Linked DNA regions of Mus musculus: regions 1 and 2 are each linked to region 3. A link is a loop called in an ENCODE intact Hi-C map of the cell type or tissue named here. Cell type or tissue: left cerebral cortex. All regions are shown on one strand. Region 1 has its middle 9.0 kb from the start of Gm36312. Region 2 overlaps Arhgap28 (Rho GTPase activating protein 28). Region 3 holds the start of Gm36392 (a long non-coding RNA gene).

Region 1 (5,000 bases), 700 kb before region 3:
CATATGTTCCTGTCCATGCAGATTCCTTTGGATAGAGAGGTCACTTCTCTACCCTGCTTCTCTTCATCCTCCTCCTCCTCATCTTTTTCTCATTCTACTTCTTTATGCAAAAAAATATGTATTTATTCATGTGTCTGAGTGTATACACGCATGTGCACTATGCCTGCACATGTGTATTGGATATATGTGCACTAGTGTGAATGTCTGTGCCTCCATGGAGGCCAAAAGAGAGTGGCAAATTCCTCAGAGATGGGAGTTGGACAGTCCTTTACAGTGAAACTATCTGACTGCATGCTGGGATCTAAACCCTGGACCTCACGGCTGAGCAGCAAGTCCTTAGCCACCGATCCTTCACTCTAGTCTTCTGTGCCACTTCTTCAATGACGTAATCATCTTCTTCCTTCAAAACTCAGTCATCAATAAAACAAGATACACACCAAGAAAATTGTGTTACAGAAGACTATTTAATTTTCACGGGGCGATAGTTCTAGTAGAGCATCAACCGAAAAGACAATTTATAGGTCCATTTTGAATCGAAACAAAACAAAACTATAGTGTATCTATTGCTCCATGATTCTTGCAAGGCAATAAATAGGACTTAATGACTTTTCATATATTAAGTCATGGTGAACTGTGCTTGCCAAGGTGAGGGGACATTCAATGTATGCCACCTCTGTGTAGTTCCCTTTCCACTGTCGAAACACCAGGGCAGGATACCCACTAGATGGTCTGGCTCTCCTTACCCGGGAACACTAATCCATTGGGGTGATTTCAAGGACCCCTGAAAACCAAGGGGAACAGCACTTTAAGGATGTAATTTCCCAGGTGGGCACAAGGGGGAGCAAGATCTCAGAAGCAGTTTGGTAGGCAACCCCAATTGATTGCAGCCCTGTTCTCATTTTGGTTTTGTAGGTCTTAAAAAAAAAAAAAAAAAAAAAAAAAAAAAAAAAAAAAAATCCCGAATGCCAAGATCGCAGTAAATGACTGCAAGGCCAGCAAAGGACAGGACAAGGGAGCACGGCCTAATGAAGCACAACAAAGGCTCAGAAGTTGACCGTAAAATGGGGACCTGTGAGCTCTTGACAGTTTAAACTCAGTCATAAAGACGGTCGATGTGCTTTAGAAAGAGAACACAGACAACTGAACACAAAGCAAGTCACAGATAAAAATGAGAATACAAATGGCAGCAAAATTACAGATATGAATCAAATTCTAGAACTGAAAGATAAAATAATTGACCTGAAAAATTCACTAGAGTAATTTGGCAAAAGGCTCTATCATAGGGACACTGAATGTACAGCGAAGATAAAGAAGACTTGATTAGATAAAATAGTAATAATAATAATAATAATAATAATAATAATAATGGGTCGGTAAATTTGAACATTTTGTTTGAGACCATCAAGTTTTGGGGTGCAGAAAGAGAACAGGAATGAAGAAGGGCAGGCATCTGCAGGCTGCGCTCCTCCATGCATCAAAGGCTTTTTAAATTTTAGGCTTTATATCACAAATAACTGGGCTAGTGCACGTGTTATGAAAGTGTAAGGAGAAAGGGGGAAGGAGGGAACTTACTTGAGAATATGATGGCAGCCAACTTCTCATATTTGAAGGAAGAAATGAACATGCAGGATTGGAGGTAAGTAAACTCAGTTGTAGGATTAGCACCCCCTTGGGGGTGGGGGGCAGGCAGAGAGACAGAGAGAAGGAAGCAGGTAATAAAATATTCACATTTTAGACACAAGAAGAACTCCAGCTATGGTGAAGCCAAAGAACAGTCCTGTGCAAGTTCAGGTAGCCGTCTGAAACCAGTAAGGAGCAGCCAAAGATTAGCTACCAGCACACTGGAGGAAATTTCCTATCAGAGTCCCCTGTGGAAACCTTGTAGGCCAGCAGGGGGCGGAGTGATGAATTCAAACTGCTAAAAGAAAAAGGTCAAACAATATTGTAGTTGTCAGAATTGTCCTTCTGCAACAAAGAGGAGATGGAGGCTTGCCCAGATGAGAAGCTGCTGGAGTTCATTAACAGGAAACTTCTATACAAAATGTTAAATGGGGGTTGGGGGGGAAGAGGGGAGAAAAAGAGAGAGGGGAAGGGGGAGGGAAAGGAGGAGAGGGAAAGGGAAAGGGAGAGAGAGGGGGGAGAGGGAGAGAGAAAGAGAGACAGAGAGAGAGTAAAGGAGAGAGAGAGGGAAGAAGGAGAGAGACAGAGAGAGAGGGAGAGGGAGGGAGGGAGGGAGAGAGAGAGAAAAGAGAGAGACAGAGAGAGGGAAGGAGAGAGACAGAGAGAGGGAGAAGTGTTTTCCTCATTGGTCTTGGTCAATTTGACATAAACCTAGACATAGCTGAGAAGAGAGTCTTCTCTGAGGAGATGCCTCCACAAGGTTGGCCTTTGGCAAACCCAAAGTTGTATAAGAAAGCAGGCTGAGCAAACTATGAAGAACAAGCCAGTAAGCAGTACTGCCCCATGGCCTCTGCTTTAGGTCCCGCCCTGGACTTCCTTCTATAACGGGCCGTGATATGGAAGTGGATAAAGGAGTGAAGCTCACTGAGTTGCTTTCAATCATGGTATTTGACTACAGTGATAGAAACCCTAACTGAGATAGCTGTCGGGAGTGAACGCTTATGGTGGTGGGATGTTTGAGTCAATATGAAAAACCCTGGCTCCATTAAAAAAGAAAAGGAGTCCTTCAGGTTGGAACAGGAGGGTGCAGAAAGAAGCACAAAGTCTTATACAAAAATACTTATATGAGCAAATATGGCAACCTGTATTTTAACTTGAGTCTATAGAATATAAGTGTGAAAAAATAACCCTACAAATCTCGTAATGGGTACAAAATACTTATAAACATTAAAAACATGAGATACAAACAGAGCAGAGAGTTTGTATTTGGTTGAAATTAGGTGATTGTCATTTTTAAGTTCTATGTGTAACTGTATTGTTACTTAGTAGAATGCTACAACTTTGTTTCATGTGATTGGAGTGTCACACAAAAGAAACTATTTACACGTGCACACAAAGCGAAATGAAATACTGATCATGCCCTGTCAATCAAAATCCCCAAACTGGAAAATAATGAACTACAAACAAAATCCTGGGAGGAGGAAGAGAGGCAAAAAGTGTGACACATTAAAAAAAACAAAAACAAAAACAAAAACAAAATCCCTGAAATGAGTAGAATACTCCTTCCCCGTCTATGATTCTATTTTTGATTTTTGAAGACTTATTTATTTTATAGGTATGAGTATTTAGCTTGAACCAAGGGGGTATCTGGTACCCTCAGAGGCCTGAAGAGGGCAGCTCACCTAGAACGGGAGTTAATGATTGTTGTGAGCATGTAGGTGCTGGGAATAGATGCTGGGCCCTCTGAAAAGGCAACTTAACTACAGAACTGTCTGTCTAGCCTCACTGATAACTGTTTCATATAAGTGGATTTATTTCCCAATCAGAAGGTGCAGTGCCATTGAATGAATAAAAACATAGGCTACAACTATTTACCCTTGTCGAGTTTGGTTTCCATTGCTGTTAATAGAACATGGACCAAAATGAGTTTATGGGAGTCAACGGTCTATGTCTGCCTATACTTCTGGGTTATGGTCCAGTGCCAAGGGAAAGGAGAGCAGAAACCAAAGCAATGCTCCTTATTGCTCACTCTCCAACTTGCTCTTTGCCAGCTTTCTTATACAGTGGAGGGCCACCCGCCTAGGGATTGTGCCACCCACAGTGGACTGGCTCACTTACATCAATCAACACGGTTCCTCACAGACCCAACCATAGAGCAATTTGATTGAGGGACTTCTTCAGTTGAGGATCGCCCTGTCCTAGGTAACTCTAGGTTGTGTCAATTTGATAATAAAACTAAAACATGTTAAAAATAAAACACGTCCCAGAGAGTTGTTTTAGAACTACAGGTACACAGGGGAGTAGAGAAATGGAAAGTAACACTCTATGCTCATATCGGACAGAAGAGCAAAATGCCTATGCTAAGAATACACACCCAACCAGAGCATGAGTAGAATGTTTTAAGATGCAAAGAAGGATCCATGTAATCATAAAAAGGTCAGCTCATGAGAAGGTGCAGGAACCATATACCTAACTTCAAAGTGCCTACATATGTGGAAGAATTTTTGGCAGGGTCAGAGAGAAAAAAAGTAGAAAGTAACAGTAATAGCAAGAGATGTCCATACCCTGTTTTAACAATAAATAGAGCAACCAGACTAGAAGTCACTAAAGATGTGAAGGCTTGAACAACACCACTGGATAACTGGATTTACCGGACAAAGAGGAACCCATGCCAGAAGAACCAGACAGGTACAGGAAGTGTTCTTAGCACAGCCACATAAGCAGACCTCAAGACAAGTCTTTACAAGTCCACAGATGCTGTGTCATGCAAAGTATCTTTCCTGGTCATAATGGGATGAGATTATAGATCAATAGTGAAGGAATCCCCAAATATATGGGTGTCAACTTGGATGCATCAGAGAAAAATCATAAGGGGAATTTGGGAAATGCCTTAAGACAAATGAAAGCAAAGACATGGCACAAACAAGCATCAACGTTATTCTTTTTAAGATTCCCACAATGACAAGCCAACTACACAACAAGGAACAGAGATCAAGACCATTCAAACTCTAACAAAAGAAAAAAAATTACAGCAGAGCTCATAGAAATAATGAATGAGAAAACAATAGGAAAACAAAAACCATGAGGAAATGAGATCTGTTTTCCTGGATCAATACAATGGGCAAGTGGTTAGGTGGGGTAAGTGCACAGAGTGGATGAACTAGAAAGCAGCATCACTGCTCCACAGGAAAAGGGATGAGGGAGAAGACTATGCACTGTCACATCAGAGAATTCAGAGACATGAATGCGTTCCTAGAAATGTAACACCTGCCTAGGATGGAGCACAAATACAGAAGCTGAATAGGCTAATAAGCAGCAGAGAAGGAAAAACTCCCCAGCAAAGCAAAGCCCAGGACCAGATGGCTTCACTTGAGAATTCC
Region 2 (5,000 bases), 1.0 Mb before region 3:
TATAGACATGCCTGTGCCATGTACACACGTGGAGCGCAGAGAACAACTCTCGGGCGCCTGTCGTCTCCTGCCTGGGACCTGGGGACTGAGCTGTAGCAGGCTTGTTTTTTGACAGGGTGCGTGCGTCACGGGAGCTGAGGCTTGCTGATTCAGCTCGGCCGTGTGTCCAGGCGCTGAACAGTCCTGTCTCTTCCTCCATGGTGGTGGGATTACAGACACAAGCAGCTTTCCCTCGGTCGCCGGGGATCAGAACTCAGGCTCTCAGGATTTCCTCAGGACCACTTTATTGACGGATCCATCCCCCTTGCTCCTCGGCCCTACCATAGTCTCTTTGATTAGGACATGTTTAACATGCCTTTTTAATAGATTCCACGTACTTGCGAGTCTATGATTCAGACATTATTCTCAGTAATTGATACTATTTTGTTTCACTCACTATCTGTGTAAACTCTACAAGGCAGATATTTATAACGATCGTACAGGCAGGAAGGAGAGCGGGCTGGGGATGGATGGAACGAAGCAACCGTCCAGCATCAGTCGGTTAAGTGGGGGCACCAAGGATCTGAAGTAAGAAAGCACACTGTCCAACCGTGGTATTCCTGCCTTCCTTATAGCCAGCAGTTCTAATCCGAGCTCCGACATTTTAGAATGGAAAGACAAAAACGGTGCTGTGTGTGTATGTGCGTGTGTGTGCGTGCGCGCATGTGTGAATCAGTGTGCATCATCCCGCGGGCCTTCTCTGAGATGTCACACTAGAAGTGTACAGAATTATTGTCAGTTTTTCTGTCCTTGCACATGGGAAAGGGTGGCCATCTTGGCGGAGACATTTGAAACCAGATGGGGTTTTGTGATAAAATAACATTGTTTGGGGTGGTACCAGAAACAAATTAAGATCTGTAACTTTTGGAAAAAATAGTGAATGATACTAAAAACTGATGCTTGACTGTTTTGCTGGCCCCACCCTTGCACTGAGGGTGTAAGGTAATGCTCTGTTTTATGCCATGGGGGGCATGCTAGATAACCAGGTCCACACTGGCCTTGAACTCCCAACAATCCTCTTGTCTCAGACTCCCAGGGCTAGGGCTACGGGCTATGGACATGCGCCACATGTTTTTTAACTTACTCAAATGTTTCCACTCTTGGAAACCCCCCCCCCCCAAAAAAAAGCATGCAGAAAAAAGCAACATGACATCTCCATCTCCTGCATCCTTTTGACTGGCCTTAAAATTAGGGGCTCTTTCAGCTCATCACACTTCAGTGTCCGTTCAGAGGGTCCAAGTACCTGCCCTGCCTATACCAGCTTTCTAAGAGCATACTCGCCATCAAAACTACAAGAGAGAATCTCGAATTTCGAAGCATACAACAAAGAAACAGGTCTGGAAGTTAGGGAAGGCAGGGAAGAGGAACCACGGGTACAAGTGTATCAGATGCTCTGTAGCTGGTGAGCAGAGAAGTTGCTTCTCTGGGCTTATTTTTTTTTCTCACTCTGAAGAAATGTCTAGACCCTAGCAAGTGATATCTAAACTCCTAAAACTTAGAACTATTTAAATTGTATTTTCTGTGTATGTTCTAAAACGGGACTATTTTAGAAATCTCACACAGTCCAATGGTCTTAGCTGCCCTCCTCAAAGCTCATTAGAATTATTCCCCCAGGCTGGAGCGAGTTCCAGATAGAGCTGTGTTCTTATAAGATACTAACCGCTCTCATTTGCTCCAGACCCTGGTATGATTAAGCCTCTCTTCTTTCTCTTTCTATTCATCACACTTAATCCTGGCATCTGGTTAGTCACTCAGCATCCCTCAGTTACACTGAGGGAACTAAATGTTAATGTTCAGAAAGAGTTCTGGAGTCTCCATCCTTTGTGTCTGCCTCTCTGCAGCATCACGGGGAGGGGAGGGGGGGGCGGCATGCAAGGCGGTGGGGGGCTGCACCATGCAGTTGGCTCTGTAAGCCATCACACTTCTGCTTCCCCCAGACAAGCCCCACTTACCTGCGCTGTGTCCCTGTTGGCATCAGGCAGGGCCATGACCATGAGGTGCAAGGCTTGAAACTGCACTTTGATGTCAGGTCCTCCTAACAAGAAGACAGAAATAATCACACGCTTGAAACCACCCTGATGCGTTCTGACAGCAATCATGCGAACATCTGGTTGCGCAGGAGGGCTCTGACAGCTTAGTGGGAAGGGCCGGGCTTTCAAGCTCAACAATGTCAATTTGTTCATTTGGACAAGAGCCTCAGTCTGTCACCTCCCTTTCCATCCCAGGATGCCTGTTTATAGGCAGGTAGCCAAAAAGACCCTTTAATCATCATAGATTTATAGGACAGTTTCCTTTTCAGGGTGTGTCCGTGGACCCTGCCTTACTCTGTGAATAGAGGACGAGGCTCAATTGGAGAGCAAGTAAGCATTGCGCTCAAGGACACAGCAGCCCGCGGCCACTAAGGACGTATGTTCTAGAGCCAGGTTCGAATCCCGCTCTTAGTACTAAGGCATTCACCCTTTCTGCGTATCCACAGTGCTGGCATGAGGATTACACAAGCTAGTACGCACACAATGTTCAAGCCAGTGCCTAGAAACAGTTGGCATCATACATGTGTGCACATTATATGCTTATATGATCAGTGGCATTTATTCCCTATCTCACATAGACATTGGGGGAAGCGGTTAGTTTGGGAGACTGTGGGGAACGCTACTCCCTAGTGACACAAGGTGGCGCCAGAGGGCTGGCTGCACACTCAGGGAAGTCCATTCACCCAGGATAATGTACAGCCACCCATGCTGAAACTTTAAAGGGCTTTTCTCTCTGTATCCTCTTCCAAATGATCTGCTGGGGAAGAGTTTCTGGAGAAGCTTGGCCTCTGGAGTGCTGGGGAGTTCTCAAGCTGGAGGCCACCTTTACGATCCCTTACAGTCTGGCTGGAGACCATCGGTTGTTAGTAAAAGCACGGAGCAGCCTAGTAAGGGAAACCTCAAATAAAGAACCTACTACAGCAGTGGGCAAGTGTGTGTGTGTGTGTGTGTGTGTGTGTGTGTGTGTGTGTGTGGAGTTGGAGGGGGCTGGCCATATGTGCACACCCCTGTGTGGGAACAGGGGAGGTACATTCACAGTTCCGATCACACGGTCTCAGCGTTACCCACTTGGACTTTAGGAAGCCACGTTGAAGTTTTTAAAAAGAACATGCCATAGACCTAGTTCATGTGGTAAAGGCTAATGCGTGAACACGTGTAAATACCAGGACCTAGGAAGAACCTGTCCAGTACCAAACTCAGATGAGACCTTCTCTTGCCATATGAACTGCAGGCCGAGAGCCCCATCATCAGATGTGATCAATGCTAGAACAGCCCTGAGCGAGAGACAAGAGATGCAGGTGCAAGTGCAGGCATGGAGGTGTGCGGGTATGTAGGGAATGTAGGCGTGCAGGTGTGCAGGTGTGTCGCTGTGTAGCCGTGCAGTTAGGTGTCCAGGTGTGGAAGCTCCGTCCATTTCAGAGAATTATGATGTTCCTGTCTCAATTACAAGTCTGAGTTGGCAAATATTCCATTTTCCTTTTACTGATGGAACTTGGCCATACGCTGTCTCGTGCTAACAGTTTGTGGCTAATTTATTTAACGCGCACTAGTATGGAAGTCCTTCCTCCTGCCTGGAGAACCATCTAGTCCTTTAACTGAACCAGCAAGTTGGAGGCCAAGACTGAAAAGATGCAGTGACTCTGCACATGAGTGGTAAATAATCTGTGCTCTCTGAGTTCCATGTAGTATGAAGAAGGTAGTTCCAACATACACACACGTATACACACACTCACATAGTCACTTATTCGCACCACACACTCACATATTATTACATACTCACTCACATACTCATACACACACAGATACAAATATACACACACATTCACACACATATTTTCACACTCACAAATACACAAAACACACTCTCACAGCACACACACACACTCATATACACCACACACACACACTCACACATACATGCACACTCACATACTCACACTCATATACTCACAGACACAAATACACACACACATCACACACATATTCACACACTCATAAATACACAAAACACACACTCTCACATATTCATACGCTCACACACTCACAGCACACACACTCACACACACACTCAAACACCCCCACACTCACAAAAACATACACAAATACATGCTCACACACGTTCACAAATACACCCCCACACCACACACTCACACCCCCACACATACACACTGTGATGGTTTGTATGTTCTTGGACCAGGGAGTGGCACCATTTGTAGGTGTGGTCTTGTTGGAATAGGTATGACCTGGTTGGAGTAGGTGTGTCACTGTGGGAGTGGGCTTAAGACTCTCACCCCAGTTGCTTGGAAGTCAGTCTTCCACTAGCAGCCTTTGGATGAAGACATAGAACTCTCAGCTCTGCCTGCACCATGCCTGCCTGGATACTGCCATGCTCCCACCTTGATGATAATGGACTGAACCTCTGAACCTGTAAGCCAGCCCCAATTAAATGTTGTGTTTTATAAGACTTGCCTTGGTCATGGTGTCTGTTCACAGCAGTAAAACCCTAACTAAGACACACACCCACACACATACACAGACACATAAATTAAATGCTGAGTCACTGTATCAGTGACTGATAGCATCTTTGGTCTTGTGAAGTGTATGACCTATTTAAACACTGCAGCCAAACACATCATCCGAATAGACTCTAAACTAGCTGTAAATACAAAATAAGAAGAGTATTTATCCATCCTCGAAGACGACCCAGGTCATGAGATGACCCAGGGGCTGGAACTAGCAGACAAGGTTTTAAAGCAGCTCTCAAAGTATGCAAACGATGTAAAAGAAAGTAATGTAGAATGAATGAAAAGACAGAGCCTGCCAACAGGCAAATTAAAATATTTAAAAGCATCCACTGGACCTTCCAGAACTGAAAAACACTATAGTCTCCTTAAAATAGAAAGGTTTCTTCTTTAGCAAATTAAAAAATTA
Region 3 (5,000 bases):
CCACAGGGGGATTATGGCTAAGAGCGTACAGGCACCACTGAGGCAGTGAACCAGAGCTGGGAAGACTGCAATCAGTTGCTGAATGGGGCTAGCCTTGGAGTGTGGGAACTTGGTGGTTCATTTTTAATATTTCTCACAACATAAATGTTTGCCATCCGGGGACACAAAATCGTGTCCAAGGGAAACAAAATGCACCTGAGATTAAAGACCATCCATCTTTTTTTTTTTTCTGGATCCTCTTTGACTGTTCCCTGAAGCATCATTCACCATATGCCATTGTCTTGATAGTGTTCCCACAGGGCCTGAAATCCCCCCTTCCCTCCATGCTAGATTTGACTGCTTGGTTCTGTGCAGGTAGGTCACCATGGGATGCTGTGAGTTCATGTGTGTGTGTGTCACATCCAAGCTGTGGCCCAAGGATGGCTCTTCACAGCACCCCTCCTTCTATATCCCCTCTAGCTCTTATGGTGTATTGGATCCTTCTTCTAGGATGAGACTTGGGGTACTGGATGGAAATAGCTTAGTTTTTCTTGACTTTCTAGGGTTTGGGGGGTCCCTCAACTTTGGTTCTTTTTCTGCCAGTCATAAACTGTTTTATTTATGTGGGAAAAAATAACTTTACTTTACCCCAGTATTAGTTTGTGTTTGAGTCTCTGTGAGACAAAGTCTGCGGGCACAGCACAGCCTGGGAAGCGGGGGACTCTTGCTCCTTCTCGGAGTACTGGAATCCGAGGCATACAGCCTTGGGCACAGCAACACCCCAACTTTAAACAGACAGCCTCACAGCCTTACAGCGCCGAGCCAGCAGTCAGCTCTCAGCACTTCCGGAACATGTTCCATAGGCTGTCCAGGTGTATTTTTACCATTGGTATCTCTGAAGTTTTCTCGCCCTCCTTGTCTGCTCTATCCTGTTCTCTGTTTCTGCAAACTTGGGATAATTTTTAAATGTTCTATTAAATTCTAGTCTTTCCCCAGTATTCCAATATCCGAAGTCCTTGTGTAGATGGAAGTGGTGCACACTAATGAATTATTCTGCAGTTCTCTTCATGGCAGTTTTCTCACTAGGTGCATGGCGTTTCCATTAACATCATTGGTGGAAAGCAGGGCTTTGCCAAGGCACAAACCCCTGTGCCACCTTCTCCATAACATTTGTGGGTCGCGTTGCTTTGGTTTTTCTCATTTTGTTTGTTGAACTCCCGGCCTCATCGTGTGCTTCTGAAGGCAGCCATCTTTGAAAGGGCATGCATGCCATAACCTACTTGGAAACTAGCAACCAATTAGATCCCTACCTCTTCTTCTTCGAAGAACCTCAGTGGCATGATTGATTGTTGCGGGGCTACATCCATTTCTGAGTCAGCGGTTTTAAAACTGGAATTGGGTCTCTATAACACAAACTCATCCTGACACGGCTGCCATTTCAGATTCAGATGTCAGAACTGGGCTTGGAGTACCCAGCCATGCACTTAAGACTGTGCGGTGAATCTGTACTGATGCCACCCACAGTGCCGATTCCCGAGGCAAGCTTGCTGCCAGCTGACATCACAATAGAAAGCACACAGGGGAAATGACCTTTGCAGCAGCAGCGACCTCCATTCCTCCCCCTCTCTTTCCCTCCTCTCCCTCACTAGAGGACAGAATTATATAAAGATCTTAATTTTAAACTCCAAATGGGAATAAAGCTCTCAAAGCTGAAGGATGCTGCTCCCAGAATCTTAGACTTCTTGGTCAGAAAATTTCAAGACACAAAGAAAAAGAAAACTGAATGTGTCTTTTCAGTAGGAACGGGGCAGTTTTGTCCTGTCTTTTGATGTCCTTATCATGAGATGCACCTTTCTCTTTTCGATGGTCTCTGGATGAATTATTAAACACACTCCTATTGTTCTTCGGCAAGCCTCGTATAGAAAGCAGGGGGGGAAAGCAAAAGTTAAAATATCAAAAATAATGTATTCCAGGCACTGCTCAAAGTACACTCATGCCTTAGATTTTATATATATATATATATTCATCCCTTTTACTTCTGTTGAGAATACAAGGCAATTATCCTCAGCGTTACCTTCAGAAGAACCTGGGAGAGTTTCTGCTGATTGTTTACCTCTGCACTTTCCTTCTGACATCCTGCTAAGCAGAGCACCTGTGTTCCCAAAACCTCAGCAGAAGGTGACTCTGTCAAGTCCTATAGACTATCCACTGCCTTCACAAGCTGTCTGTATTACATAAAGCTCTCCAATGGTGACAGTGTGCAGGAAATGACAAAAAAAACCCAAACATTTCAGGAACCACAATCTGGCCCCCGGGGTTGACACACAGCCTATTAACATGCTGTTGCTTCCTCGCGAGGAGCTGACCACCTGCTGCTATTCCAATTTGGACAATTATTATAACAGCATTGCTAAATAATTGCTTTAATGGAAATGTGAGACAATGTATTTGTGCTATTAGAAACAATCTTCAAGATGTGTAAAACTCATTTGTCCAACAGCCAATAATTCAGAATGAGAGAAAGAATATTTACTACAAGACTTTTATAGCCTTTTCCCAAATCCATTCCTTTGCCCTTACATGTGTAATTGGAAATATGGATATTTTTCATCTATTTTACATCTCCTTGGGATTTTCATTATAGAGTTTAAGTTCTTGGGAAAAAAAATCTTCTAAGTGCTTGGTTTTTCCTTTAGTGCCCTCTACTGGTTTGACTTGCTGACTTTGATACGCTAAAGATTTTTTTGATACACTTGGATTTTGAACTGTGAACATCCTTTACTTGGCCATCTTGCTAAAAGATTTTGTTGCCTAGGAACCTGCTATCCGTCGGCTGAGATCATGGATTCTTCTTGTTTAAGCCCGTGACTTTAAGCCATGGTTTGTACACATTTATTACACTGATCCCCGCTCCATGTCACTATACTGTGTTAAAACTGACAAGCTGACTTTTGCTTCTCTCGGTGATTCCGAAATTCTGGAGAGGTAATGGTAATGTCTAGAAATTCAGCTTCTAAATAGGAAGAGAGTTTGGGTAGCTTAATACGTTGTATGTGGAATTCTTCCTCCAATACCAACCCTTATGCTCACTTGTTGCACTGTTTCACAGGTCGACTTAAGAAGGCAAAGCCATGACCAGCTTTTGCTTTGACTTAACTATTTGCAGGTGCTTGTTCTGCTCTTCTATGTGTCTGATCAACCCCTTCTGAAAACCCAGATGTTCCTTCATTTTATTTACTGTATTACCTCAAATAGAGGCCTCCCGCTAATTAGTCTTCCAGATGGCTTTCCGACGGAGGGGCGTTACTTAAACTCTGCTTGCACCCAGCTTGGAGAGCTACCCTGGGGTTTGCTTGTGTTCTTCTGGCATGCTCCCCATCTCAGTGGTGTGCTGAACACTGGAGCACATCCTCCCTTTTTTCTGCTCACTGATGAGGTATAATTTATGTTGATTCAACTCTTCACAGATTGCCATCTGCCAGCTTTGCTTTTTCCTGATCCCTCGTCCCTTTCCTCTATTGCATTTGGTTATCCTGGCAGAAGCTCAGGTATTGGCATGGAGCAAAGACACTTGTCAACTTATCAACGGCAGAAGTCTCACATGAAACGCACATGCTGCGCAGGCGATTGATTTCTTTTCAATATCAACCATAGTGATGATTCCATTTGGCCTTTCATCATCTAATGCTAGGTAGGAAATCGTATTGCTGCACCTGTTGAGATCTCTGACCTAGAGCTGGATGAAGAAGCACATTGGCATCGATATTTTCCAAATAACCTCTTGGCTGGTATTCACTGCTCCTGTTTATGTTCCCAGGAGCTAGATATTTGGGACCGTCATGGTGTCAGTACCCAGATTCTTGCCGTTTCTCATGGATCATACATCAATTGTAATGAAGACTTCTGTTATCAAAGAGCTGTATTCACATTCTTTTGTAAAAATCTGGACACATCTTTCTACAATCCTGGACTGTAGGAAAATCTCCTTAGTGCCAATTAGGAAGCAGGGGAGTATCATTTAATTAGTAAGAATATTTAAGCATGCTGAAATTTTCCATCAACAGACTAAAGTGAAGCACAAGAACATCTTGATGTTTTCTAGAAATACTTTCCATAAGCCAAGGTTTCTCAGTCTTCACATTATTGGCATCTGGGGACATATGATTTATAATTGTAGAGGCATCCCATTCTGTAGGATGGTTAGCAGCATCCCGAGCTCCTACTTAGGAAGACAGTCGTTTCCTGTTCTCCAGGGTAGGAAGTCTCCAGGAATTATTATGAATTATTATTTATCTTCATATTCTCCCCTGCTGAGAACTACTTATTACAAGAATACTGATGAAAGGAAATACTGAAACATCAGCCATTGCCCAGATCTCCAAGGGGTGATGGTTAACTAACAAATCGCTGCACTGCAAGAAAAATGACAAGAATTAAAACATCACACACACACACACACACACACACACACACACCTCCTACATGGGGAGCAATATGGAAATATTTCATTCAGACTGTATCTCTCCCCAGTACTCAAACTTAGGGCATGGGCTTAGAACCCACCTGTCATATGCTCTCATGTTGTCATTTTGAAAGACTTATTTCTTTCTTGAAGATCAAGAACTGGTGATACTTGCCCTGGGTCACTGGTAGCTTATGCCTGCTTTCAGGACCTCTGATTTAGTGGGCTGATTCTGAGAGTGAAGAGGAGGACACAGACATGTCTCCAGTGGGCTCCAGGTATAGCATGATGCTTAACCCAGAGACTTCTAAATGGGGGCCCACTCATGGCCTGTCTCCATGTGGATATTACTCATTTTCTAGAATCCAGGTCCCTCCACTCCAATGATCCATCAAACTGTAGAGAATGGTCACTGTACCTACAGACAAGCATGGCATTATTAAGTCCATTTTAGTTTTCTGGGAAAGCTTCTCCAGGGGGTATGCTAACCCCCCACAATGACTGTCAGAGATCATGACAAAGTTTCCTTAGTTTTGTGGAATTGAGTATACAATAGAAT

The links. Hi-C counts contacts between places; a loop is a spot of excess contacts. Peaks named below come from ENCODE experiments on the same cell type or tissue, not always from the same donor. Only the 100,000 strongest peaks of a DNase experiment are listed, where the experiment ranks them.
Region 1: it touches region 3 in a loop (6-fold over the local background); 12 of 42 quality-filtered maps call a loop at or near these places.
Region 2: a loop joins it to region 3, with 6 times the contacts of the local background. A loop is called at or near these places in 9 of 42 quality-filtered maps.

What each region holds. Positions count from the first base shown.
Region 1 is chr17:68,176,137-68,181,136 of GRCm38, forward strand. No RefSeq gene overlaps it. Among named protein-coding and RNA genes, the nearest start is that of Gm36312, 9.0 kb to the right of the region's middle. In left cerebral cortex, CTCF peaks have their summits at 826 (motif pointing right) and 1,889 (motif pointing right); DNase peaks (open chromatin) are centred at 823 and 1,877.
Region 2 is chr17:67,859,282-67,864,281 of GRCm38, forward strand. It overlaps Arhgap28 (Rho GTPase activating protein 28), which reads right to left. Exons shown (of 18, transcript NM_172964.4): 12 at 1,992-2,074. Among named protein-coding and RNA genes, the nearest start is that of Arhgap28, 140 kb to the right of the region's middle. In left cerebral cortex, a CTCF peak has its summit at 2,704 (motif pointing right); a DNase peak (open chromatin) is centred at 2,712.
Region 3 is chr17:68,872,761-68,877,760 of GRCm38, forward strand. It overlaps Gm36392 (a long non-coding RNA gene), which reads right to left and starts at 1,509. Exons shown (of 4, transcript XR_876919.2): 1 at 1,290-1,509. In left cerebral cortex, a CTCF peak has its summit at 2,684 (motif pointing left); a DNase peak (open chromatin) is centred at 2,702.